Linked DNA regions of Mus musculus: all the other regions are linked to region 5. The links are chromatin loops, found by intact Hi-C in ENCODE. Cell type or tissue: heart. All regions are shown on one strand. Region 1 holds the start of Iqgap2 (IQ motif containing GTPase activating protein 2). Region 2 holds the start of F2r (coagulation factor II (thrombin) receptor). Region 3 overlaps Iqgap2 (IQ motif containing GTPase activating protein 2). Region 4 overlaps Iqgap2 (IQ motif containing GTPase activating protein 2). Region 5 has its middle 15 kb from the start of Gm32640.

The links. Peaks named below come from ENCODE experiments on the same cell type or tissue, not always from the same donor. Only the 100,000 strongest peaks of a DNase experiment are listed, where the experiment ranks them.
Region 1: it touches region 5 in a loop (8-fold over the local background); 10 of 42 quality-filtered maps call a loop at or near these places.
Region 2: a loop joins it to region 5, with 2.4 times the contacts of the local background. A loop is called at or near these places in 3 of 42 quality-filtered maps.
Region 3: a loop joins it to region 5, with 5 times the contacts of the local background. A loop is called at or near these places in 26 of 42 quality-filtered maps.
Region 4: a loop joins it to region 5, with 9 times the contacts of the local background. A loop is called at or near these places in 38 of 42 quality-filtered maps.

The regions. Positions count from the first base shown.
Region 1 is chr13:95,889,063-95,894,062 of GRCm38, forward strand. It overlaps Iqgap2 (IQ motif containing GTPase activating protein 2), which reads right to left and starts at 2,860. Exons shown (of 36, transcript NM_027711.1): 1 at 2,602-2,860. The coding sequence starts at 2,647. In heart, CTCF peaks have their summits at 2,306 and 3,023 (motif pointing left); DNase peaks (open chromatin) are centred at 2,039, 2,209 and 3,089; H3K4me3 peaks cover 3,181 bases; H3K27ac peaks cover 2,312 bases; H3K27me3 peaks cover 349 bases.
Region 2 is chr13:95,616,128-95,621,127 of GRCm38, forward strand. It overlaps F2r (coagulation factor II (thrombin) receptor), which reads right to left and starts at 2,339. Exons shown (of 2, transcript NM_010169.4): 1 at 2,160-2,339. The coding sequence starts at 2,247. In heart, no CTCF peak of the experiment used is centred here; DNase peaks (open chromatin) are centred at 538 and 2,394; H3K4me3 peaks cover 3,141 bases; H3K27ac peaks cover 3,632 bases.
Region 3 is chr13:95,665,497-95,670,496 of GRCm38, forward strand. It overlaps Iqgap2 (IQ motif containing GTPase activating protein 2), which reads right to left. Exons shown (of 36, transcript NM_027711.1): 22 at 2,872-3,021; 23 at 97-260. Among named protein-coding and RNA genes, the nearest start is that of Gm33074, 4.1 kb to the right of the region's middle. In heart, a CTCF peak has its summit at 1,989; no DNase peak of the experiment used is centred here; H3K27ac peaks cover 1,151 bases.
Region 4 is chr13:95,718,082-95,723,081 of GRCm38, forward strand. It overlaps Iqgap2 (IQ motif containing GTPase activating protein 2), which reads right to left. Exons shown (of 36, transcript NM_027711.1): 11 at 3,432-3,592. All of the region lies in intron 1 of Gm52062 (a long non-coding RNA gene), which reads left to right. Among named protein-coding and RNA genes, the nearest start is that of Gm52062, 14 kb to the left of the region's middle. In heart, a CTCF peak has its summit at 2,050 (motif pointing left); no DNase peak of the experiment used is centred here; H3K4me3 peaks cover 636 bases; H3K27ac peaks cover 891 bases.
Region 5 is chr13:95,561,814-95,566,813 of GRCm38, forward strand. No RefSeq gene overlaps it. Among named protein-coding and RNA genes, the nearest start is that of Gm32640, 15 kb to the left of the region's middle. In heart, a CTCF peak has its summit at 2,054 (motif pointing right); a DNase peak (open chromatin) is centred at 2,068.

The DNA of each region.
Region 1 (5,000 bases), 330 kb after region 5:
TTTTTGTTTTTTGTTTTTGTTTTTGTTTTTGTTTTGTTTTGTTTTTTTGTTTTTTTACAGATGCTTACCCTGAAGGGGAGTTAGGAGACCCCGGGCAGGTTAGTTTAGTTGCACTGTGTAAGAATTACTGACTATAAAAACAGTTCAAGTGGGTAGAAAGCAGAAAAGTCCACACTTGAAACAAGTAAAACAGCTTAATCCAAACCACTAGAAGGTTGTTATTCCAACAGAGTTTACAACAGTCTGGAAAACTTGGGAGAGTTAACGCTGGAAGTTTCCTGAACTCACCTGCTTAGCAAACCAGTAACCAGGCCAAAAAAAAAAAAAAAAAAAAAAAAAGGCATGCCCTATAATACAAGGTGAGGACAACCCTGTCGTCCTTCCTGACAAAGCGCCCCAAAAAACCAGCAACTCATATAGTTAAAGAACTTGGTAGTGTCTATTAAGATCAAGGTGTGTTCTGCTAGACGTCCTGTGTGTATGTGTGGACCTGTGGAGGTCGGATGATAACCTCGAGGAGTCAGCTCTCTCCATCCGCCATGTGGGGCCTTGGAGTTGAACTCAGGTTGTCAGGCTTGGCAGCAGCATCTGCACTGGCTGAGCCATCTTACCAGCTCTAGATAGCTTTTTAAAAAAAAAAACTCGCTGTACACATATTCTCGATATGAACGCGGTATCAAAAGTATTATTAAAATGTTCATTTAAACGGTAATAGCCAGCTATAATATTAAACGTTTCATATTTCACATATCCATATATTCCAGTATGGATAACACATAAGCACATATTCCCCATTTTAACCGTGTTGAATCAATGGAGAACGGGATTGGCTAAGCCCAAGGAAGCTAAGTGACTCCAACAACAGCACCCCGCCCTGCCACTCCAGATCAGCGCAGAAACTTAGAGGAAGATTTCTCAGGAATGTGGCTCATTCAGCAGAGCAGGCGTCAGGCTTGCCAAATCAATGCCTCCTTGATTAGTCTTCTAAGGCACGCTGCAGAGACAGGCTGGTTCAATAAAAATCAGGCATCATATCAGATGCCCATGCAGGGGCTAATGGAAATGCTGCATTCCTGATCCACATTCATCCCCTTCACATTGTGCATAAAACGGGGATAACGCAGACCGTGTGATGTCAAACCATCTTGTAATGTGTGCTCGCCTAGTTACAGATCTTTTAGTCATCTTAACAGCGCAACACGGTGAAGTCACCCTCTGTCCCAAGAGCTTGTCACAGGAAAGGACTCCCAAAGACCTGAGGTTGACACTGCAAGCACCAGATGAGCACAGGGCTCCTCCTCCAGCCCCAGGAGCTCTCTGAGTGGTTTATCCACTGCAAACTGGGCAGGCTGCAAGCAAAATGCTGGGTGGCTGAATGCATTTTCTCACTTTACAGAAACTGCAGCTGGCTCCTTGCTGTCACAAGGAAAAAACAAACCTCTCACCTCTGACAGTCCCTTCCAAGACTGGGATGTGTGTGTGTGTGTGTGTGTGTGTGTGTGTGTGTGTGTGTGTGTGTGTGTGTGTGTGTGTGTGTGTGAGAGAGAGAGAGAGAGAGAGAGAGAGAGAGAGAGAGAGAGAGAGAGAGAGACTGACTGACTGACTTAGGGAAGTTGGCGACCCTCTTCCAAAAATTTCATCCGTGCTCCTACCAAACACCACAAACCACATGAACACACTAACTCTGTTGCAGTTGTCACCACCTTAACCTAAACCTGGTACTGCGTCTAACAAGACCAGTCCAAGCAAAAGATTAACCCATGGTTCGTGGCCATGCGTTTGTCGACAGGGCCAACCCGGGAGAAGAAGCCAGCGTTCTGTTTGTTTTAAAGGAAATACTTCCTAGCGCATATTTAGGACTCTGAACTCTGCACAAGGGGCCACGTGGTTGGCGATAATCTGGCTCCCTCTTGTTAGTCAAAGCCACCTCTTTCCGCCGCCGGCAGCCCGGGGCTGGGTAACCGACACCGTCACTTTCAATCAGACCGGCTCAGAGTCTGTCCTTACAGAAATCCTCCCGCGCAGGAGATCGGGGGCGGGGAGAGCCACCGGGAAAGTGGCTGGGGGCGGTACGTGTCCCTGGAGGCCTTGGCTGGAAGGGCCTCACACCTGTGGGGCCTAAGTGGCTCTAGCTGCTCAGGTGAGGCCCAAAAGAGACTAGTAGGAGAAGCCTGCCCTTCCAGGAAAGTGCCTTCACCTCTCGCAGAGCGCGCGGGCACAGGAGCTGCGCTGCCCACCTGTAGCGACAGCAAACAAACTTTCCGCCCCTTTTGGGTGGGAAGCATCGGATCCCCTACGCCACCCTCTGGCTCGAGCCGGCAGCGCCCAAAGCAAGGCGGGCTCCTCACCTGATACCCCTAAACCACAACCTGATCTGCACCAGAGCTGCTGAGGCTTGCGAGGTGGAGGGACTTAGCTGGAAGCTGCAATTAGGAATTTGGAAGAAAGGGGCTTGGAAATCCGCGCCCTGCTCCTTTGCAATTCCAATTCTCAACTTTGCCAGCCGCTGCCCTCCGCAGCGCGCCCTCAAGCCCCTCGGCCTCCCCAACGCCGTCCCAGGGAGAGGGGCGCCCCGAGATCAACGGGAGCCCGAACACTCACAGCCGTAGCGGGGCCGTTGCAACGACGGCAGCTCTTCGTGCGGCATCCTGCGCTGCTCTGGGGGCCCTCCCGGGGAGCGCCCCCCGTGGTTTCCCTCGCTGGCCAGGCTCGCGGGCTCCGCGCCCGGCGGGCGCGCTCCGATCCCACCTCTGGGCTGCCCTCGCCCGGCTTCTCGGAGCTGACCGCTCCGCTCCCTCGGTGCTCCTTCACTCGCGCCTGCGGCGGCCGCGTCTCGCTGACACCGGGGCAAAAGTGAACTATCTCCTCCCTCGCTCGCTCGCTCGTTCGCCCGCCCGCCCGCCCGCCCGCCCGCGGGCCGTACCGCCTCCCCCAGCAGGTTTCCTTTCTCCTCCCGCCCGGCCCCGTTATTCACCGCGGTGGGAGCGCGCCGCCGTGCAGCGACCCCTACTGGCCGCACAGCGCAGCGCCCGGTTGCGAGGACCCGCCTCCCGCGAGAGGAAGGGGCTGAGAGGCACCCTGGACCCCTGCAGCTGGAGCCCAGCGCACAGATGGAGGGCGACTTGGAGCATCCGGAGGGTGGAAGTGAACCAGCGCAGGGAAGAGCAAGAAAAACCACAGCAGACCACAGGCACCCAGTTCGCCTGGGTGTTGCTCAGTGACTGAGAGACAAACATTGCAGTTCCTTTTCCTCTAGAGAGATTGCACGGGGACAACCCTCACACACTCACCTCCCCACCCCACCCCCGAGCCCCGCGAGCGCCTGCTTCTCGCATTTAGGGGTATAAACGAAAGTTGTTTATGACTTTTGGCTTACGAGACACAGGATTCCCCTTTCTTGACAAGAAACGGTAAGGGTGAGCTCGTGCGCGGGCTGCAGGAGCAAGATTAACAGCCTCCAAACAACACTCAGAACACAACTGCCAGTCATCCGCCCACCCCTCTGCCAGCCCGCCCCCAATGTGCAAAACTGTCGCTCAGGCCCAGCCGGGGTCGCACAACCACAAACCCCTTTCCGGCTCAGCTTTTGAGACAGAAACCACAAGTAGCTGTTTTAAAAGCACGGTTTTCATGCGGTTGCTTGGAGCCTGGAGGAATGTGGGAGCCCCCCCCCCCCAAACATGGGCCACTGCTTTTTCACAAACGTGGGGCATGTGGGTGATCACATGACTGAAAAAAAATCATCAAAAGAGAGGGTCATAAGAGATGATTTAGCCGAAGAAAGGTGGTCTAGCGACACTAGTCACCTTTAATTAAGCAAATCTACAGAGAGCAGCCAGCTGCTTTCTGGGAGACACAATGAACTCTTGAAACTTGAAATTCAGACTCTTGGACCCCGCCCCGCCTCCAGTTCCGTTGGTCTGAGTTGAGGCTCATGAACTTGCGTTTCTCACAAGTGGTCAGTGAAGCTGAAGTTGTGCCAGCCTATGAGTTAGGTGCACAGGAAGAGGGAAGTCTCATCAGATGAGAGCGAGAGGATTCCCCACCCCCACCCCTAGAGACATTGGATTCTCACCCTGTTGGAATGGGATGAAAGGGATTTTCCTCCCCACAAAAGTAGATGCTTCTAATGCTATGGCCACAGGTCAGCAATACTCATCCTGTGACCAGCCTGTCAGCCAGGCTTCTTCCATGTCTCAGAGACGCCATGTTGGACTCTAAAACGCACTGCGTATTCTGTGCATCAAAGATGAACTCCTCACACATCAGTTCTCAGGATGAACACCAGGATGCAGGGCCTCAAGAAGTAGATGGTCTATGTGAGGAGAGGTGGGAGGAAATCGCTGTAAACCACAATGGCCTGAGAAGGTGGTATGATTTCAAAGTGTGGTGTCAGGTGGAGTTTGAAAATAGGCAAGAGTTGGGTGGAGAACATCCTATCCTAAGAGACAGGCAAGGATGGGAGCCATGAGCTGGAACCTGAGCTTGGGCTGGGAACCTATTACTAAGCAGCAGAGCACTTTCTGAATGTCAGACCAAGTGGTCGATTATGACAATTAAGGGACATTTGAGAGCCCTTAAAGGCGTTCTAGGGTGGTTTTGTTGTTTGTTTATTTTTGAGACAGGATCTTGCCCTACTTGTGACCCCACAGCCTCAATCTCCCAGGAGCTGGGCTTGCATATGAGGGCTACAACAACCACCCATGACTTCTTGGTTTTGAGCATAAGAATCGCAGAATGTTCTGGACTTGAGAAAAGGTGAGTTCTGGCCAGATTACAAAATGTATTAGAGCAAACAAGGTGGAGATGCTGATGTTGGATGGAAGGGGCTATAGAAGACGTTAGGAAAGAAGAGCTTCTATGAAGTTGACCTCAGGAAGCATGATGCTTTCTTGCAGACAGGCTGAAGGTCCTTCAATGCTAACAAGTCATAGGTGGGCTGGATAGAGTGAAATCTATCCTCTATGTTTGCATAAACACAAAGATGTAAGTGGGAAGAT
Region 2 (5,000 bases), 54 kb after region 5:
CACATAACCCCTCCTCCAGCCATGAACTTGTTAACTCTACTGGGTTTAGTAGAGAACTACAGCAAGGCAGGACGTGGGGAGCAGTGAATCCTGGAAAAACACCTGGCTTATAGGGAAAGCCATTTATTCTGTCAGTTCTAGCAAGAGGAAGTAAAAAACTGAATAAAAGAGAGTTACTAAGGAACAAAAGAGATGTGAGCTCCAAACGAAGAGAGTAGCAACATCAGACACCCAGGTTTCTGGTGAACCCCATTATTTTGCGGTCCTTTTGCTTAGAACCCAGCTAAGCTCCAGTTCACCAGGGCAGCAGGAACCGAAGAGGCCCGGGGTGGGGAGGAAGGTGAATGGGAGGAAGATTTTTGGAAAAGAAGCAAGTCCTGGGCTTTAAAAAGAGCAAGTTCACATGACAGACCCAGGCAGGAGCAGCTAGGGCGGGAGGTTCCTACAGAGTAGCGGTTCACGGTTCACGGTTAAGAGGACATGCGAAGTTGAGAAAAGCCGGCTGGTCTGGAGTGACATGGGAGAAGAACCCAGAGCGGGCAACATTCTTGAGGAGCGATTAGAGACTGGGTGAAGTGAGGAATATGTCAGGGGAAGTAGAGCAAGGCTGGGGCCCGTCTTGTACAGGGACCTCTTGCTTCTTGCCAAGGGACTGGGCTTGGCCTAGAGATAAGGATGGCCGTCTCTGAAATCCCAAGGCACTTGGCCACAGTTACCCACAGCCATTCTCTCTTTATGCAGCGGTAAGGAGAAGCAGATTTGTTTTTGGCTGAGTTTGTGAGTTCACTTATTGTCTGTACCCAATGTAGGGGGACCACTCCTATAACTCCCCCCCCCCCTCAAGGCAGGCCACTCAATCTCTCTGGGCCTTATTTTTAGAATCAGAGAAAGGGGATAAATGTCTCCTTATCATACCTATGATCTGTGCTGGCCACATCTCATAGTCTATATTTTAAAAGGCCTGTCCCAAAATAAAAGCGAGGAAGTAACCTAAAGTTATGTGAGCTCGCACCTCCATGTACACTTTGGATCGTCCTCCCCCTCACGGCTGCTGATGATTAAGGTCTAAGGTCGGCTACCCAAACACAGGCAGGCTGGTTAGCTGCTGCTCGGCGTGGGGGCCCTCTGTGGGGCTCTGAGTTTTCCCATGAGCACCACTCAAGCTCACACTGAAGAAAGACAGACAACAGGAAACACCCCACTCTTTGTCACCTCCTAATCCTTACATGTGGGAGCACCGAAGTGCACATTCTTTCAGAGATAACAAAAACTGAAGAAAACCCACTAGATTTTCTTCAGCGTGAAAGGAACGGCTAAAGGTGTCCCTACTAAGAAAGTCGAAACAATTGGGAACTTTACAGGCTACGCCTCTGCTTTGGAGAAAAGAGAAAATATTTGACGAAATAAGTCGACCAAACTAATTTATTTGGTCAAACTGGCAGATATTTAAAAATACACTGTAAGTAACGAATGTCCTTGCGGCAGATGAGAAATTCCATTGAAAAAAACTAAGACTAGATAATTTCTAGGTGCGCCTGATTCTGAAGAGGGGTCCCTTTTCTCCATGCAGAGAAACAGGTTTCCGATAACAAAGACCTACTCCACTCCCTGCAACCAGAAACCTTCATCACCTCCTGGGTACCAGGCCAAGCTGGGGGCTGTCCGGTCTTTATTGTGTGACTGTGAATTTTTTCTTTCACATCGCTTTTCCCTCCTTGTAAATCAAACGAGAAAACGAGTTTCCATCAAAGCAAAAACTTGAGGAGAGTGGTTCCACTGCACACCGAAAGCCCAGAATCACAAGACCCTTTCTTTCTGAAGGTGGTCTTGTAAAACAGGCCACACAATGACAATTAAAGCGACTGTGGAGACCGTTCCGCGGACCCTCGGGCCCCTCTCCGGATCCAACACCCGGTGGCCCGCGGACTGCACCCTCCAAAACCGAGTCCAAAAGAGCATCGGCCGTGCGGGGAGTGGGGAGGATATGGTGCGCCCCACATGGATGTGACTAGGGGAACCTCTAGATCTCGGCCCAAATGACTGTTTGGCTCCTGGGGGAAACTGAGGCAGGGTTGCAGCCAGGAGCACCCCCTCACGGAGCTGGCGCAACCTAAAACTTCTGATAGCTTCCCCCATGCTCACCCACCCGCAGCTCTTACCTGGCTGGCTCATAGGGACGCGGGAAGACAGCAAGGGACCGCACAGGCTGAGGCCGAGGGCGACGATCAGCAAGCGCCGGGGCCCCATTGTCCCAAGGCTGCCCGCGCGGCCCGGCGCCCGCCGTCGCCTACTTCTTTCTGAGTAGCTCGGTCGGAGCCTGCGGGTGACTAGAGGCGACTGCGCGGCCCCTGGGTGAGTATTTGGAGGCGGTTCAGGGGCGTGGGGCGGGGCTCCGCGGGCTGTGCGCGTGCCCGCAGTCTCCGCTCGTGCCCGCAGCCCCTCGCTCCGGAACCCAAGCGGCAGACCGCACCAGATGCTCGCTCCTCCCCAGTCTCCCCTTGTCCCACCCGGTGTGGTTGAGCTGCAAGCCTGGGAGTGACTCAGCCCCTCGGGGTCTTCGGAGAGCGCCTGCGGCCGCTTCAATGACTCTCCTGGGACGTGGAGCAAGGGAAGCGAAGCTAGACGGGGACAGTCCCGTGGTGGTGCTCCAAGTCTCTTCTCCTCCCCGGCGTCTGGCTGCACACAAGTTTGGAGTTTAGCTAAAAGTTGGCTACTGACTTCTGTCCGTCCGTCCCCGTCCCCCGTCCCCCGTCCCCCCGTCCCCCCCGCCCCCCTGCAGTGACAAGGGTGTCCCCAGATATGTGGACAGAGTGCTTGACATTTCTCGAAATTCTTTTATTTTGCGAGCTTAGATGGATCACGTTGAGCCTTTGATCTTCCACACACGAGTGGAAGTGGACCAGGTATCCAGGCGCTGATTCACCAAGCTCTTGCTTACCGAACTCTGCCTCCCCTGGTGACCCAAGCCAGAGCCTCAGCCACAGGCCCCAACGCCCAGGGCTTTCTCACCAGAAAGATGTTGGGTGGGAAGAGGAGGGGTAGCACTGAGGAATTTTAAAGGGTCCTTCCCAGGTCCTTATGGTTTGTGCTTGACTACATTTCAGCGTTAGATATCAAAAGAAGGGGGGGGGTCATGGCTGAGGCCTAGCGAGAGGGAGCCCCAGCTTATTTTGTTTAGAAAGAGTCTAGTGAGGAAGACACCCCGGAAATTAATCCTGGTCCTCTACCCAGTTTCTGAAAGAGCCAGCTCACAGCTTAGCGCTCTGAAGTGCTGTGATTGTCTTAGGGTTTCTATTGCTGCCATGAAACACCACGACAAAAAGGCAGGTTGGAGAGGAAAGGGTTTATTTGGATTATATTTCCATATAAGTGTTCATCGGTAAAGGAAGTCAGGACAGGAACTCAAAACAAGGCAGGACCCTGGAGGCAGGAGCTGAAGCAGAGGCCATGGAGGGGTGCCGCTTACTGGCTTGCTGTTCACGCTTGCTCAGCCTGCTTTCTTACAGAGCTCAGGACCATTAGCCCAGGGATAGTACCACCTACAATGGGCTGGACCTTTCCCCATCAATCACTAATTAAGAAAATGCGGAATCCCAACATTTGGATCAATGCAGAAAACAAGATCAGAGGCCATCTCCTCCCCTTACCCTCAGAGCTGCCTCACAATCTTCCTAAGTTGCTCTGTCAGTTGTGCAATCACCCAGCTAGACAATGCCATGTAAAATCCTTCCCACTGGAATCTTTTGAGAAAGCATATTTTAGGGTAAGTGGGGACAATTAGCACATGTCTGCACACAATAATAACATGGTATCGTTTTCTCACCTCTCTGAAATGCTGTGGGGGTTTTAGGTTCATCGCTTTTATGGACCACAGGCAAGAAAAAGAAAATTGCTGCAATTAACCCAAGGAATACGCTTGTAAGAGATGCTTCAGTTGATTGTAAAGACACTAGAATCAGGGCTGGCGAGATGGCTCAGTGGTTAAGGGCACTGACTGCCCTTCCAAGGGTCCTGAGTTCAAATCCCAGCAACCACATGGTTGGCTCACAACCATCTGTAATGGGATCAGATGCCCTCTTCTGGAGTATCTAAAGGTGGTGACAGTGTACTCACATCTATAAAATAAGATCTTTAAAAAAAAAATGTTTGAGCCAGGCAGTGGTGGCACACGCCTTTAATCCCAGCACCTGGGAGGCAGAGGCAGGAGGATTTCTGAGTTCGAGGCCAGCCTGGTCTACAGAGTGAGTTCCAGGACAGCCAGGGATACACAGAGAAACCCTATCTCAACGCCACCCCCCAAAAAAAAGTTTGAAAAAAAGGACACTGGAATTTTAAATAAAAGTGATAAAACACATGACAAGTTTTTTTGACAGTTCAAAGATACAAAGCATAGACCTTTTTTTTTTTTTCATCCACAGAGATGTTTCTAGACTCTGAAGCCTGAAAGCTAGAGATGCTAAACCCTGTCTGCAGGGGGCTTTCTACCTGTAACTCGTGCCGCATTGCTCCTTAGCATCAGAGTTAATCTGTTCTTTCACATGTCAGGATACCCTCTGTGCATCACTCTTTTGTGCTTCCGGTTCATTGCTGAATATAATGTTGCTTATTAGTCACAGAAGCTGAGATACTGGGACAGACACCGTCATACTGAAATGATTATTAACAAGGGTGTAGTGTATATCGTGTGGATACACTGAATAAAATCATTCATTCCTAAAACCCTGGGTTAGAGTGGAGTAAGTTTGAAAAACTTTAAAAGCTTTTTAAATGTGTTTTGCCTTGCATGTGTTTGTACCACGTGCATGCCTAGTGACCACAGAGTTCAGAAGAGGGCACTGGATTCCCTGGAACTGGAATTATAAATGGTTGTGAACCACTGTGTGGGTATTGGGAACTGAACAAGGCCCTCTGCGAAGAGCAACAAGTGCTCTTAACCCCCGAGCTGTCTATCCAGCCCCTGGAGTCAGTTTTCAGCATCCTCCCTAAAATGGCATTAAAAC
Region 3 (5,000 bases), 100 kb after region 5:
TGAATGGAATTCTTAAAGTTATGTGTGTCAGCCTGAGCTAGCCCACCGCTATCATGAGCACCTGCCTTGGTGCTTTCTCGTGGGCTTTATACCTACTTGATTTCTTCCTCCAGCGCAGTTTTGAAGAGCTTGAGCAACAGGTATTCTTCCCTCTGGTTAGAGGCGTAATTGTATAGAGTGAAGATAACCGTGTCCATGAATTTCGTCGACTTGTTCTGTGGCATCTGGAAAATCAGCTTAGCCAGGTATGAAGGTTTGGTCTACAAGAGAAGGTGGGAGCCGTCAGCTAGAGGCTGATGTCTACGAAAGCAGAGCGTGGCATCTGATTCTCGGCTCTCCCGTGACTGAATGTGTCGTGAGGAACAGATGGGTCCTAGCACACAGCCTCTGGCAGAGATCAGCTAATATTATACAATGACAGTTTAGGAAGCTACATTGAAACATTATAACATGTTAGTGCTGCTTATTACATGGTTTGTTTGCTATAGTCGTCTTTTATACATTTTTGTACTTTTAACGACATATAATGTTTATTAGAGAGACACAGAAGAGGAGGTGGGCCCATAGAATCTGAACTGAGGAGAAAGGAACAGACTGAAGTAGCCAAGCTGGCCTAGAAAGATTGACAGGTAAACAGAAGGAAATACACACCATCTGTGCCTAGAAGGAGAAAGAAAAGGCCCTGCTTACACATGGAGACAGTGAGCCAGCCCGCCATGACATTCTCCAAAGAGGGAGAAAGAATAAGGCTGGGGAGGGTGGGGGTGGGGTCAGAATAGCCAACAAGAGAAATTCCAGAAAGAACATGAGTCAAAACAAGGACCCACCTGCCCCCAGCCCCCCCCCCCAAGAATAAAAGGAGTTCAAGAAATTGACAGGAATTTAAAGACAACAGAGTTCCAGAGAAGAGAGTGAAATTAGAGCCAGCCTTTGGTCTAAGCGTCTTCCTCTGGCAGCTTTGCCGGCTGGACCAAAGTTAAAGGAGAAAATATAGTGTATACAGAGAGAGAGGAATTCACACAGAAAGATGGGCCACTCTTCTTCTCACTGCTCGTGAGAAAAGACAATGGTCAATGTTAGTATGCTTGGCAGCTAAGACTCACTCAGGATGCCCTAGCTGCGTGGCCTGAAGGTTTCCAAGAAAAACCAGATCCTGGTTTCTGTTGCTACTCTAGTTTTGAGATCAGAGTGTTGGGATAAAGTTCTGTGCATAAAATACCCTGGACTCTATTTTCTTTTTAATTTAAAAACTTTTTTTTTAAATGTGTGCGTCTGCTTGCCTGCATGTGCACTTTATGTGCAGGTGTTGGAGACCACGAGAGGGTGTCAGATACCCCAGAACTGGAGTTACACATACCCCAGAACTAGAATTACAGACGCCAACTCAAGTGGATGCTGGGAGCCAAACCTGGGTCATCTGCAGTGCTCTTGGCCACTGAGCCATCTCTCCAGCCCAGGACAATGTTTTCCTAGACTGCTAGCCTCTTTTCTACTGATAACTAAATGTAGGTATCATGGTTTTAAAAGAATTTATTTCCCCGTGTAGCTCGTGCTAGAGACACAGACCTAAGCACGTCCTCTCCTGGCTGGACAGCTGTGGAGAAGAGTCCCGACTAACGTGTGATCATAGGGCGACAGGAATCCAGGCCATTTTCTTTCCTACCATTTCATCACTGGCCTTGGACTCAAGGAGAGGTAAAGGCCTGGACTACAAGCAGCTGAGGAGTTCCTCCGACTTAAACACTCAGCCACGGCTTGACCACTACTCTAAATTGGATAAGCAAAGCATCTCTGCTTAAGGTGGCCACAGTGGAGGTGGCGGTGGGGGCGGGGGGGGGGCAGGGGGCGGGGAGCAGGGAGCGGGGAGTGGGGAGGGGCTCTTCCTTTAGGGAAAGGTTGCAGGTCAGGAGTGAATTGCACAGGCAAAGGTAAAAGCACGGATATTTTTCCTCCTATGCTGCCACATAGTGGCCATCAGAGGCACATATATCCATTTGAAGTCATTCTCCAATCTGTTATTTAGTACTTTCCGTGGGGCTCTTGCATGCAGTGAGTTCTTCTAAGTATCCGATCCAGGGAACAACAAAGGTTCAGGCACCTGCAGGCCTGGAGCCACACAATGAACTACTACTGGCCCACCTCTTTGAGGGTGGGTGGTTTTCCTGCTGGTGTGGAGTCTGCTGCTAATGGCTTGTACTTGCCCAGGTCCCTCAGTGTGTAATCAGATTGTCAACAGGGAACAAACCAATAGCCAGCCCATCAAAGTCCAACCATAATCCGGTACCCTGGATGCCATGTCAAATTATGACTCATTCGGCTCAGAAAATAATGCCATGAAAATAATGACGTCAAAATAGTCCCACCTCTCTGGCTCTGGCTCCCAAAGGAGGAGGTCTGTCCCTGGCACAGATTTGCTTTTCTAGTGACTAGTTTTGTCATCGGTTGACATGAAACCTTTAATGGCATGCTGAGGTCATCATGATGAACTTCACGTTGCTTCTGCACATCACTGAGGTACAGTGCAGTTGTGAAGGGAGCGAGCCTGAAGGCTAACTGCCTGCATGCTGCCTACTGTTTATTGGTTGGGTCTGAGGTTTTTCATCTGCAGTATGGGAAGAATGCCATTCCTTATCCTGATGCTCAGGGCTAGGTCAAGAATTCAATGAGTTACTCTACATAAAGCACCTAACGTTAACGGTTAGTACTTAGTAAAGCATTTCCTAAGCTATTATTATAAATGTTATACAAAGCTGTTATTATGATGTTCACATAGAGCATGTAACTAAGCTGTTGGCTGGAGCATGGGCGAGGATCCATAGTGGGAAGCTTGTTGTTTATCCACAAGCCAGAGTGGAGGAGAAGCTCGCTCACCTGGAGGAGGTAGAACAGTTGCTGGTAGGTCTCCAGTGTTTTCCGTCTCTCCTTACTCAAGCTTTTAATTCCCTTGTTGTCAGTGTTATTCAGTATTTCTATTTCACCACCTTTTTTCTTATTCAGCTTTTTTCTGTGTGAGATTACATCCTGTGAAGAATTTTATGACATCGTTATTTTTACCTTGGTACACTTTATCATTTTCCTACACACACACACACACACACACACACACACACACACACACACACACACACACACACACACATTCTGTCTCTGTCTCTGCCTCTCCCCCCCACAACCTCCTTGGGTTTGAATAGGATGGCCCCCATAGACCTCAAGTGTTTGAATGCTTGGCCCATAGGGAATGGCACTATTAGGAGGTGTGGCCTTCTTGGAGTCAGTGTAGTCTTGCTGGAGGAAGTGTGTCACTGTGGGAGTGGGCAATGAGGTCTCATATACTCAAGCCCTGCCCAGTGTGGAACACATTTTTCTGTTGCCAGTGGATCAAGATGTAGAACTCTCGGCTCCTCCAGCACCACGTCTGCCTGCATGCTGCCATGCTTTCTGCCATGATGAAATGGACTGGACCTCTGAAACTGTAAGCCAGCCCAATTAAAAAAAAATTTCTTTTTCTTTAAAATAAGAGTTGCCTTAGTCATGGCGTCTCTTCACAGCAATAAAAACCAAACCAAGACCCACCACAACGTGCATTTTCTGTTTCCTTCCCCTGGAAACAAAGGAAGAGGGGACCTTGAAATTAAATTAAATTGAAGAAGTGCCCCTGGTAGATGAGTTCAGGCTTTGCCATAGGCTTTATCCAAAGCTGTACTTGTTTGCTCTCAGGATTTAATGCAGGCATCAGAAAATTAAATGAAGAAAGAGTACTCTTTTTAAAAACATGATGGTGGAACAGCTAGATACTTACATCCTCCAGGAAAGAGTCAGACCCCCTACCTCACAGCACAAGAACCTCAAAACAGAAACACACACAGGAGCAGAAATGACCAACCCCGAGAAAGGAAAACTAGCCAGCAATTTTGACTTTGGACTGAACAACGGATTCTCCACTATAATACAATATAAGTTACAAAAGGAACAACAAAATCAGCCATCATCAAAGCTAAAAAGTTTCATGACTTTCCAGGATGAGAGAAAATGCCTGCAGATTAGAGAAACATGCTCTTTTTCTTTTTCCTTTTCTTTCTTCTTCTTTTTCTTTTTCCTTTCCTTTTTCTTTTCTTTTCAAGACAGGGTTTCTCTGTGTATCCCTGGCTGGCCTGGAACTCAGAAATCCACCTGCCTCTGCCTCCCGAGTGCTGGGATTAAAGGCGTGTGCCACCACCGCCCGGCTTAGATGCTCTTGCAACCAAAAACTAGAAAGACTCAGAACTGAAATGCACAAAAAGGACTAGAGCTGGCACTTCCTGCATAAGATGTAAGATACACACATGGCTAAGAAGCACAGACGCTCAACGTTAATTTTGTTCTTGTTGTTCAGGGAGCATGTCAAAGTTTTCTTTTCCTGAATTTCTTCACAAAGTTCCCTTTGCTGATAGAAGTCATATTATTCAGGTAGTGTCTTTTCTGCTGTTCTACTGTAAGCCATCGCCTTGTCCCTAGTCTTCCAGGACACCTTTTAGTGGTTACATAGTATAGACGTCAGGCTGAATTCATGGTTGAAGTAGTTAATCTTCGGGGCAGCCTAGGGGGACTCCTCTGGCATGTCAATGAGGGTGTTTGCAGGGAGATGTAGACAAGGAGGGAAGATCCATCTTCAGTGTGATGGCACCAGCCCAGAGGCTGGGGCCTCAAAGGAAATAAAATAGAAAATGGGGCCAGCGGACCAGCACCCACGTTCCCCCTCTCTGCTTCCGGCATGTGGAGGCAGTGAGCAGCTGCCACACACTCCTGCTGCCTCAGCCCCACCCGGCAGCTGTCATGGCCTCGATGGACTGTACCCGCAAACTGTGAGCCAAGAGGAACCTGTCCCCAAAACTAAATTTTCAAAAGCAGAAAGAAAAGTTACTAATTCCTTGACTAATTCATTGTGGTTTCTGGTGGATGACAGAGGTTCTGCTCTTGTAGGATGATTGAATGATCTTGAAGGTAGAAATTTTGAATGGCTT
Region 4 (5,000 bases), 160 kb after region 5:
ACCTGTGGCTTCTGTCTGTAGCCCCTGATGCCTGTGAGCAAAGGAAGCTAAAAAGAATACTGCAACGAGCCTAAGTGTTTCCCTGGAGGCGACAAAAGTCCCCAAAGTTCTTCATGCTACCAGTGACACTGAGGTGTCTTTTATACAATGTAGCTTAAGAAGAAAAAAAGTTCTGCAAAACAGGAAGCAGTGATGACGAATGATGGACACCAATGGAGGCCAACCCAAAGTAGGCCAAAGTAGGCCGAAATGGGCCAGGGATTGTGCTTGAGAATTTTGCCTCACAAAGTCACAAAGAAGTTATGTTACTGACATCTAACAAGTAGCACAGATGAAACCAACAGCAGGGACTCCTGGAGATCTGTACTGGCTAGCCTTCCTCAGAGACCAAGGCCATTCTTTAAGAATGTACAAAGCCTTTCGGGGCCTCTTGTAGACTTAATAAAAATATAAGTGATGGCTCTGTAGGAATCCTTAAGGACTGGAATAGACAACACCCAGGATCCCCTTAGAAATGTGTGCCATTGAGCCAAAGGGAAGTTTTAGGAAGGAGCCCATAGGACTTCACAGTCCCCTCAAGTGAAGGCTCTTCAGTACAAAGTCATCGCTGCAGTGTGTGTGTGTGTGTGTGTTATAATATATATATATATATATATGCTTCAGCCTATATAATATATACATATACATACATACATATATGTATATATATATATATATAATACACACACACTACACACACACACATAAATATACATTTATATATATATATATATATATATATATATATATATATATGCTTCAGCCAGGCCAGCACTAACAACACTGGGCCTGCTGGCCCCTCTGTTATATATCCCATAGAAGTCTAAAACCATGATGCCACTTGGATTTGGACCAGAGGGGTTCAACTATGCACTAAAACAAGACTGTTCTTCTTTGCTGTTATTGTTGTTAATGTTGGTAGTGGTGATGGTAGTGGTGGTGGTGGTGGTGGTGTGTGTGTGTGTGTGTGTAATTGTATAAATTATACATATATATACACACACATACTCATACAGATATATGTAATATTTTCATATTGAAATAGTCTCATGTAGCCTGAGCTGGCCTCAAACTTGCTATATAGTCAAGGAGAATTCTGAATTCATCTTCCTGCCTCTGTGCCTTCATGTTGGAATCACAGGTGTGTGCCACTATGCCAGGGTGACCCCTGTCCTTAAGTTATTATTATATCATGAACTTGGCTCGTGCAGGCAATGTGGCTCTCGAATGGAGCGAGTCCCTTTCCTTAAGTGGTATTTGTAGATGGGGGCAATTTTGATCAACAGAGTGGACGGCTAGAGTACTGGATGGGAGAAGTACTGTCAGTCAGAGGGCAGGTGGCCCGGTATGTTTGACAATTGCTTTGCTAAGAGTCACGGTTACATGTAACTCTCCAAGGAGCGAGCAGCTGTGACTCATACTCCAGCATCAGGAGGGCTCAGAAGTTGGTTAGATAAGTGTGACTGGCGACCTGAGGAGGAGAAGAAAGAGGTGGGAGCTTCATCATGGACACTGCTACTGCACAAAGGGAGAGACACTGCTATGACGGTGGTCCCTGGAGAGGGAGCCTTTAGCTGAGGACTGGACACAGAGATCAGCTGGGCACAGAAGGTGCTGGCCAGGGGCAGAAGAAAACTTGACATCAGACAGATTTCTAAGCTTGGAGCAGCGTCTGCTGTGATTGACAGGAGCAGTGGAGGGAGGAGTCACTGCCTGAGAGAGCAAGGGGTGCTGTGATTGACAGGAGTGGAGGGAGGAGTCACTGCCTGAGAGAGCAAGGGGTTTTGTTCATAGAGATCAGGAGGAGGGAAGCGTCTTCAGGAAGACGCTTCTTTTCTGCCATTTTGTGCATGCTCAAGTGACCTGTCACCATTTCCTCAGAATCTAAGAACTCTTTCAGTTTCCTTTGCAATTGCGCGTGATGCAGCTCTAGCTCTCCATCTGGAGCCAGTTTAGAATCACTGGCTAAATTTTCATCAGGATCTGGGTAGACATCTCCCCCTGGTGGTCACAGCAATTTAGGGGCCACTCATCTCCTTTCCTTTTTCCTATCTGATCTCTCTCTCATTCCAGGGCTGAGTGCTTTGCAAGTGTGCTAAGGCCCTGCCCTCAGAATCCAGAAGCAAAGAGAAAGAACAAACCTCTCATTTGTCTTTTAATTCCAGCCTTAGCACTCTCTGTAGATCCACTGAAGTCGTCCGCCTGACTAGCAAATGCAGCTATCGGGGACCCCAAAACGAAAGGGCTTACAAGGCTCTTTTAGGCCAACAACCACTGGAGAGAGTTTGGGGCTCCACTTAAGGTTCATAACCTTAGAAGTTTCCTTGTCAATAGAATGGATACATTGTATATACAGCTACTTCTAACTTTCCTAAAGAAGCTGGAAGGAAGGTGTACTTTTTTCTTCTTTTTTAAAAATTTAATTTTTTTACTTATTCACTTTACATCTCACTCACTGCCCCCTCCTAGTCACCCCCTCCTACAATTCTTCTCTCCTCCACCCTCCCCCTCTCCTCTGAGCAGGTGGGCCCTCCTGGATATCTTCCCTTCCCAGCTTGGCACTTTAAGTCTCTGGGAGACTCGGTGCTTCTCCCATTGAGGCCACACAAGGCAGCTCAGCTAGTAGAACATATTCCACACACAGGGGACAGCTTTTGGGATAGCCCTCCATGCCAGTTGCTCTGGATCCACTTGAAGACCAAGCTACATATGTTCAGGGAGGCCTAGGTCCAGCCCATGTATGTTCTTTGGTTGGATGTTCAGACTCTGAGAGCCCAGTGGGTCCAGGTTAGTTGACTGTTAGTCTTCCTGTAGAGTTCCTATCCCTTGTGGGGCAGCGATCCTTCCCCTATTCAGGAAGGTGTATTTTCTTTTCCCTTTCCTTTCTTTCTTTTTTTAAAATTAGATATTTTATTTATTTACATTTCAAATGTTAACCCCTTTCCTGGTTTCCCCTCCGAAAATCCCCTATCCCCTCCTCTCTTCCCCTTGTTCACCAACCCACCCACTCCTGCTTCCTGGCCCTGGCATTCCCCTACACTGGGGCTTAGAGCCTTCACAGGACCAAGGGCTTCTCCTCCCATTGATGACTGACTAGGCCATCCTCTGCTACATATGCAGCTGGAGTCACGAGTCCCACCATGTGTACTCTTTGGTTGATGTATTTTCACAGCTCCTCTAGGTATCAACTTGGAATAAAGTCAGTTGTTAATACAAGATGACAATTTTGTCTCTAGGAGAGGAGGATAAAGAAGCCCCTGTGGCAGAGCAGACCGCTCTTGAGAAAATGCAAGCAGGACATGTGGACTTTTCCACTTGGGGGTGGGGGTGGGGGGATCTGCCAAGCACTTTTTTTTTCCACCCTGAAAGAGCATCCGGGAAGTGCTCCTTACCGGTCCACGTGTGCCTCATCCAGATTGTTGAAGCCTATGGTGGGGCTTCTGAGTTGGTTCTGCACAGCCACGAGGTCACTGCTCTCCAAGGCCTGGTTTAGCAGAGCAACGGCAGACAACATTTCCACGGCAATCAGGAGCTCCTCGTGGGCCAAGTAGTTCTGTTGGCAAACACAGGGTAGAGTGAGCTCCCGGCATCGCATGCACGGCACAGATGTGCTTTGGACACGGGATGCATATGACAATGAGCATGCCCACCTGCTCTTCATTGGCTTTCAGGAAAGCCACGTAAATGGCTCCTAGGTTCCCTTAGATTATTGTTTTGGGGGCTGTGTTATGTATAACCCACAGTTACAATGTCACAAATATGTATCCCACCGCGGCTCCCAGAGGTGCCGCCTGCCTACCAGGCTCCATCCAACCTGGCAATTAAGCCAGTGGTTAGACAAAACAGGCTGAGAGGTCCAGTTAAGATCTCAGTACAGTAAATGACTGGAAACCGGGTCCAGGAAAGAAGGGCTTTACCTAACTAAATGTTATAAACCTGGAAAAACAAATACAATCTTTAAGCTGAGGAAGTTGACTCTAGCCCCCAAAAGCTAATTTTGCTGTTACAAATTGGGTAGAAACTTTAAAATGTGCTATAAGGTTTAGATATTTGATGCAATTTAAGGTGAAACTAGTTTTTTGGGGGGTGGGCGTAACACAAGGAAGTACCTCCAAATTTACATATTCATGAATCTATTTGGATTATTCATAAATGCGTTAGCTTTCATTTTATATGATTTTAATCAGTTTCAAAAGGGATAGTTCTTTTGTTATATTGAAGGGAGGCAACTTTAAAAGATTTACTTTAAAAACTGAATATATCACGATGTATTTAGAATATTGTCCATACAAAGTATATTTATATTAATATATACATTATAGCTTTCTGGATCACCACAGAAAATCTTAAAACAAACTGATTTCAGCATGATAATGCACGTTTTGTGTTTTATAGCAAACAAGAAAGTGTAGCAAGCAAAGGCGCATTTTATCTAATGACACAGATTGACCATACATTTGCCACCTGATGCACTGTGACTGGCTACAAGGTTACAGCCAATGCTTAAGTACTTCCCCTCTCTCTCTTCTAATGCACTAGTCACCCCTGTCCAGTAGGTTAAGACAAAAGGACAGGAAGGCAGGAAGAGAAGACTTGGCTGCTGTTTGGATGACACTGACTCATGGCAGAGCTAGACTTGAGTGTCTGAGCTTCAAATCTAGGAGAAGTGGAGGAGGAGAAAAAGGACAAGTATGTTGCTTAAAAAAAAATCTGTTTTTTTTTTTCCTTTTAGTATAAAGTATTTGTTTCTAGGTAGAAAATGTGTGTTAAAGTGAGGGAGGTCTTGGAACATAAGAATAAACCAACAAATCCTCTAATCCAGGGACTGGAGAGATGGCTCAGCAGTTAAGAATTCTTTCTGCTCTTCTAGAGGTCCTGAGTTCAAATCTCAGAACTGCTAGGAAACTTATAACTGTGACTCTAGCTCCAGGCTAACACCTTAGACCTCTATAGGCACTCAC
Region 5 (5,000 bases):
AGGAAATCCATTTGGTAAAGGGCTCTTTGATGGAGAGTTTGCTCTTACCCTGTTTGCTCCAGGCCCTTTTCACCACTCACTCCTATTTTCTGCCCCTTAGAGACACCCACGTATCACCATCGATTGTTCAAATCCTAGTCATTGTGCTCTGCATAGTATTTCACAGTATCTGACAGAATTTTGTGTGTGTGTGTGTGTGTGTGTGTGTGTGTGTGTGTGTGTATTGCTCTGCTGTATATTCATCTGCAGGCCAGAAGAGGGCATCAGATCCCATTACAGATGGTCGTGAGCTACCACGTGGTTGCTAGGAATTGAACTCAGGACCTCTGGAAGAGCAACCAATGCTCTTAACCGCTCATAGCCCCTGTTTCCTTCTCTTTCAGAGATAGTAGCTTAGTCCTGACCCATCAGCAACAGTGCTTTGTTCCTCCTGTCTGGTAAATGCTCTAGGAAAAGTACTCAGAAGCAAGAGTCTAGGTCACAGGGCAGTCTGAATGTACTGAGGATAGCCAGGACCTTTTCCAGAATTCAGACCTGCTGTGCCACCACAGAAGAAGTGGTAAGGTGGTAGCAAAAGTTCAGAACCCTGAACTCTTCATGGAGAAAGGCAGGAGTTCACTAGCTCCAGACCAGGTTCCTGTCCTAGAGCATGTGACCACAACACCCCACTAAGAGGACCATAATAACTAGTCACAGTAGTATAGAAACACAGAGTTCTCCATGCTAATGAGATATCTAGATGGGCGCCAAGGGTTTAGCCAATAAACTTCCCTTCCAGGGACATTCCTTCCTGCAAAAGGTATTTAATCTCTGGCCCACCCTGAGTAAGTCCTATGCACCCATTTCCCTGGATAAACAGTTTGGACAAGCAAGGACTGTCTCTCTCATTAAAGACGACCATGGCGGGAGGCCTTCTTCATACAGAGCTGTGCCTAAGTCTCCTGCAGAACTTAAGCCTCTGTGCACTCCTGGCACTCACCCTGCACTAAGCTGGATGGCTCCCCCATATCCCCTGCCCCGTTCTGGGCTCATCTCAGGCCCACAGGCCCCCATTCTCAGCTCCTCGATTCCCAGTGGCATTGCCCAGGAGTTTGAGAACCACAGCCTCCATCCCAGCCCACACAGTTTCTCACCCGGAGAAACATGGGCTGAGGCCCCTATCTTAGGCTACATTTTGTCTCCCCTGAGCGGCATGTCCGTATCCTGTGAGCCTGGCACCCAAACAGGGAAAAAGGAAATGTAGCCTAGAGTTTCTGTATTTTGACTTCCCAAGAGGTGTTCTGACAATCCAATGCAGGAGAGAGGCTCACTCTGTGAACCCGATGCTGGCCAGCAGCAGAGGGAAGAGTCATGGGGCGTGTGCTCCTCCAAGGCGTTGCCATGGATATGTCAAATCCATCTCCCTGTCTCAGCTGTCACTCGGTGCTGTCTAACTGCAAACAGCACCATGGAATGTGCTGCACCAGACTGGCAGACTGCCTCTGAACCACACGCTGACAGTTCTGGCACACGAGAGTAGATTGTAGGAGAAATTCCAGCTCCACCATTGAGTCAGTCTTTCCTCTGTGGATTTGTGAGAGTCGCCCTTCATTCATGAAATTTTCTTCTTTTGCTATCTCATCTGGTAACTTGGAGCAGAACACATTATTGACATTCTTAGCTCTCCTTCAAAATTATGCACAAATTTCAGATATGTAACGAAGTCGAAATGACACGGCAGACCACAGTGAGATCTGGAGAACAGGAACTGACAGAGAGCCACTGAAGAACTGTGACATTTCACCACTGGACACTTCAGTCTCCATGAAAATGAGGATGTTCTATAGAGGTTAAAGTGTCAGTAGAAAGAACATTACTAATGATGTGCATAACCCATCTGATCAAGCACTCATTTAAGTACCCAAAAAACTGTTATATAAGTTTTGGACATCATAGTTCCTGTTCACCCACTTAGCTACTTTGATGTATGCCATTTAAGGCCCAGAGGTTTTGTTTGGTTGGTTTGGTTTGCCTCACCCAGGAACGGTGTCCAAGAAGGTGTAATTTTCGAAAAGGACAGTAGGTGGCAGAAGAGGACTGTTTTGCTGTTTGCCAGTGCAGAGTTCTGCAGAGTTGGGTATACCGGGAGGTGGGGAGAGTTATAGGTGTAATGCCATGGCCACATAGGCACCTGTGGTTTTGGGGTACACTCAGAACTTCACAATGCCACTATTTCCCTATGAGATGCTCTAAGGACTTGAAAGCAACATTGAATTTTATTTCCATTGAACAGCTAGCTCGAGAGGTACACTATCCTTGTGGAATGATTTTAAAAACTGCTGTGAAATCAAATAAGCAGAAAGCTATAATCAATGGAGCTAAACTAACTACTGTACTTAAAGGAAACGATGATAGTCATCTCTTAACCATACCTTTCTTCAGAGACCACCTGGCATGTCAGAACCCTTGTTGAGACACACCTGCCATTCAGCTGTTACACACTGATGGTTTTAAAAAATCTACATGATCCATGGATGTGGGTACAAAAAGAAAAACAGTTGGGGGGGGAGGTTGAGAAAAGATGTTCTAAATATTTGTGGAAACTCAGAGGCTCGTTTGGGGTTGGAGTGCTAGGGATCAAACCCCGGACCACAAGGTGCTATGCTCTGCTCCACTGGAGCCCCGAGAGGGGAGAAGTTATGAACTAAAAGGAAACGTGTCCTGATAGCAGAGCAGAACTACCAGGGAGTTCTTGAGACTTTTAGCCCTGTTTAGAAGCCTGGTCCTGCTGCTTAGGTATAAGAGACAGCAGGACTGTTGGAGTGAATGAATGCTACTGAGAAGATGTGTCAGAGGAGTAACAATGTAACTCCTCCAGTCTCTGCATTGGTTTAGATCGCGGTGGAGCAAAGCCAGGCAGGAGAAAGAGTGAAAACCTTCCCTGCTAAGATCAATGATTCTCAACTTTCCCCTCCTATGGTCACTTTTGTTGTTGTTACCTTGTTTGCTTGATGGCAGAGTCTCCTTTTGTCGTTATGTAGATCAGGATGGGCGCAGACAGATACAGGCGAATCTCCCTACCTCAGTTCCTAAGTAATGTGATGATGAGCATGAACCACTATGCCTGCCTTTCTTACTTTAAAACAAATGAAAGTCAGAAAACAAACAAAAAAACAAAAAACCCAAACCAAAACAAACAACAGAGAGCTAAAAGCAAAGTTCACCTCTAGGGAACTCCGTGGCAAAGAACTTTCTAGGCGTGTGTGCGACTCTGAGTTCATTCCTTGGCCTCACCAAAGTTGGTCTGTTAAGATGGGGGGCTCCTCACCATGCTTTTTCTTTTTATACCCTGTATCCTTTAAAGTGGGATGTTAGAGGTTTGCAAGATAGCTTGAAGAATTCTTGTGGTTTGAAAGCCTATCCTGTTGAGTCTGGAGATAGCTAAGCAGTTAAGAGTGCTTGTTGCTCTTTTAGGGCACCTGTGTTTGGTTCTTAGAACACAAACAGGCAGCTCTCCAGGATCCCTCTTCTGGTCTTCAAAACCAAACTCATATAAGTGGCACACACATACACGCACGCATGCATGCACGCACAAGCACACACACACACTTTAAAAAAAAAATAAAGCTATGGTGTGGGCACGGGGCAGAACCCAGGAAATGGAAGAACAAGCAAGAACAAGGACACCCTGGCAGTTGATTGGGGGCCTTGGTGACTCTGGATTCTCCATTCCCCCCAAAAGTACTAAGGCTTTCTTTGGCTGTGAATATGATGTGCATGTTATGGCTAAAGAAACGTGTGACAATCGAGAGGAAGAACTTTCAGACCAGGAAAGTGAAAGGTTACAGAGAAGGAGAAACTTTAGACATTCTTCCTGTGCACAGGGTTTAGCTAAGACAGATTCCCGGTGTGCACAAGACCTGGTGGGGCCAGCATCTCTGCTAACCTAATTATAGGTCTGCTGCATTTAGTGTATAATCTGAGACTCCTGTCCCAGCCTCCCTAGTATTAGGATCATGGACATGGCTGCCATGCCCATCCCCCCTCCTAGGTTTGTTTGTTTGTTTGTTTTTCCTTAGCTCTATATTTCCAATGATACCTGGTTTTTTGTATCTAGATGTACCAGTGTCCATATCATGGTTCTCAGCTCCAGAAATCTCTATTGACGTCTAATAATGAAGAACTAGGAGTCAGCTCACCTAGACCAATGTCAACTCACTGCCCCTAATGTTGATAGCCGTATCCGTTCTAATTATTTTGAATGCCCAATTTCATAATTGTAAATCATATACTTTAACTTCTTTTTTTTTTATTTTCTTTGAAATGAGGTCCTGCAAGCTGCTCAGGCTGCCCTTTAACTCCTGGACCCGAGAGATAAGACAAACCTAGGAGGGGGGGTGGGCATAGCAGCCATGTCCATGATCCTAACACTAGGGAGGCTGGGACAGGAGTCTCAGATTATACACTGCTTTAAGCCCCTAAGTAGGTAGGACTACAGGTTGTTGTTGAAGTGCTTTCCCATACCTGAGTATGGCTAACATGGCGCTGATGGAATTTGCCTTTTACCCCTCCCACCCCCCTTGCTAAAGATCGTTAGATTACACTCCTAAACTGAGCCACCAAGGTCCAGTCCCTTATTTGATCACTTCTTCCTCCTGAGGCTGACCACCAAGGTCCAGCTATCAAAGTACTTAAGTCCAGCAATCAGAAGGCCCCTTTGGCTTACCTAATTAATTTTCCCAATCAAAATTTAACACTTCATCCTAACCAAGGCTTTCCCCATTTGCCTGTGGGCCATGTCTGTCTCCCTCTATCCAGAGGCACTTCTTTGTTCCTCAGGAGCAAATATTCCTTCCCCTCTCTCCCTTAGCCCGTTTTTCTTCTCCCTTACCCTCTGTCTCCTGTCTTTGTCTCTTATCCCTGCCCGTTCCCCTCTGGAGGCAAATAAACCTCCTTTGCACTGAGAACTTGGTTCTGGTGAGTCCTGTGCTGTGGGAAGCCACATACGCCATTACAAGGTG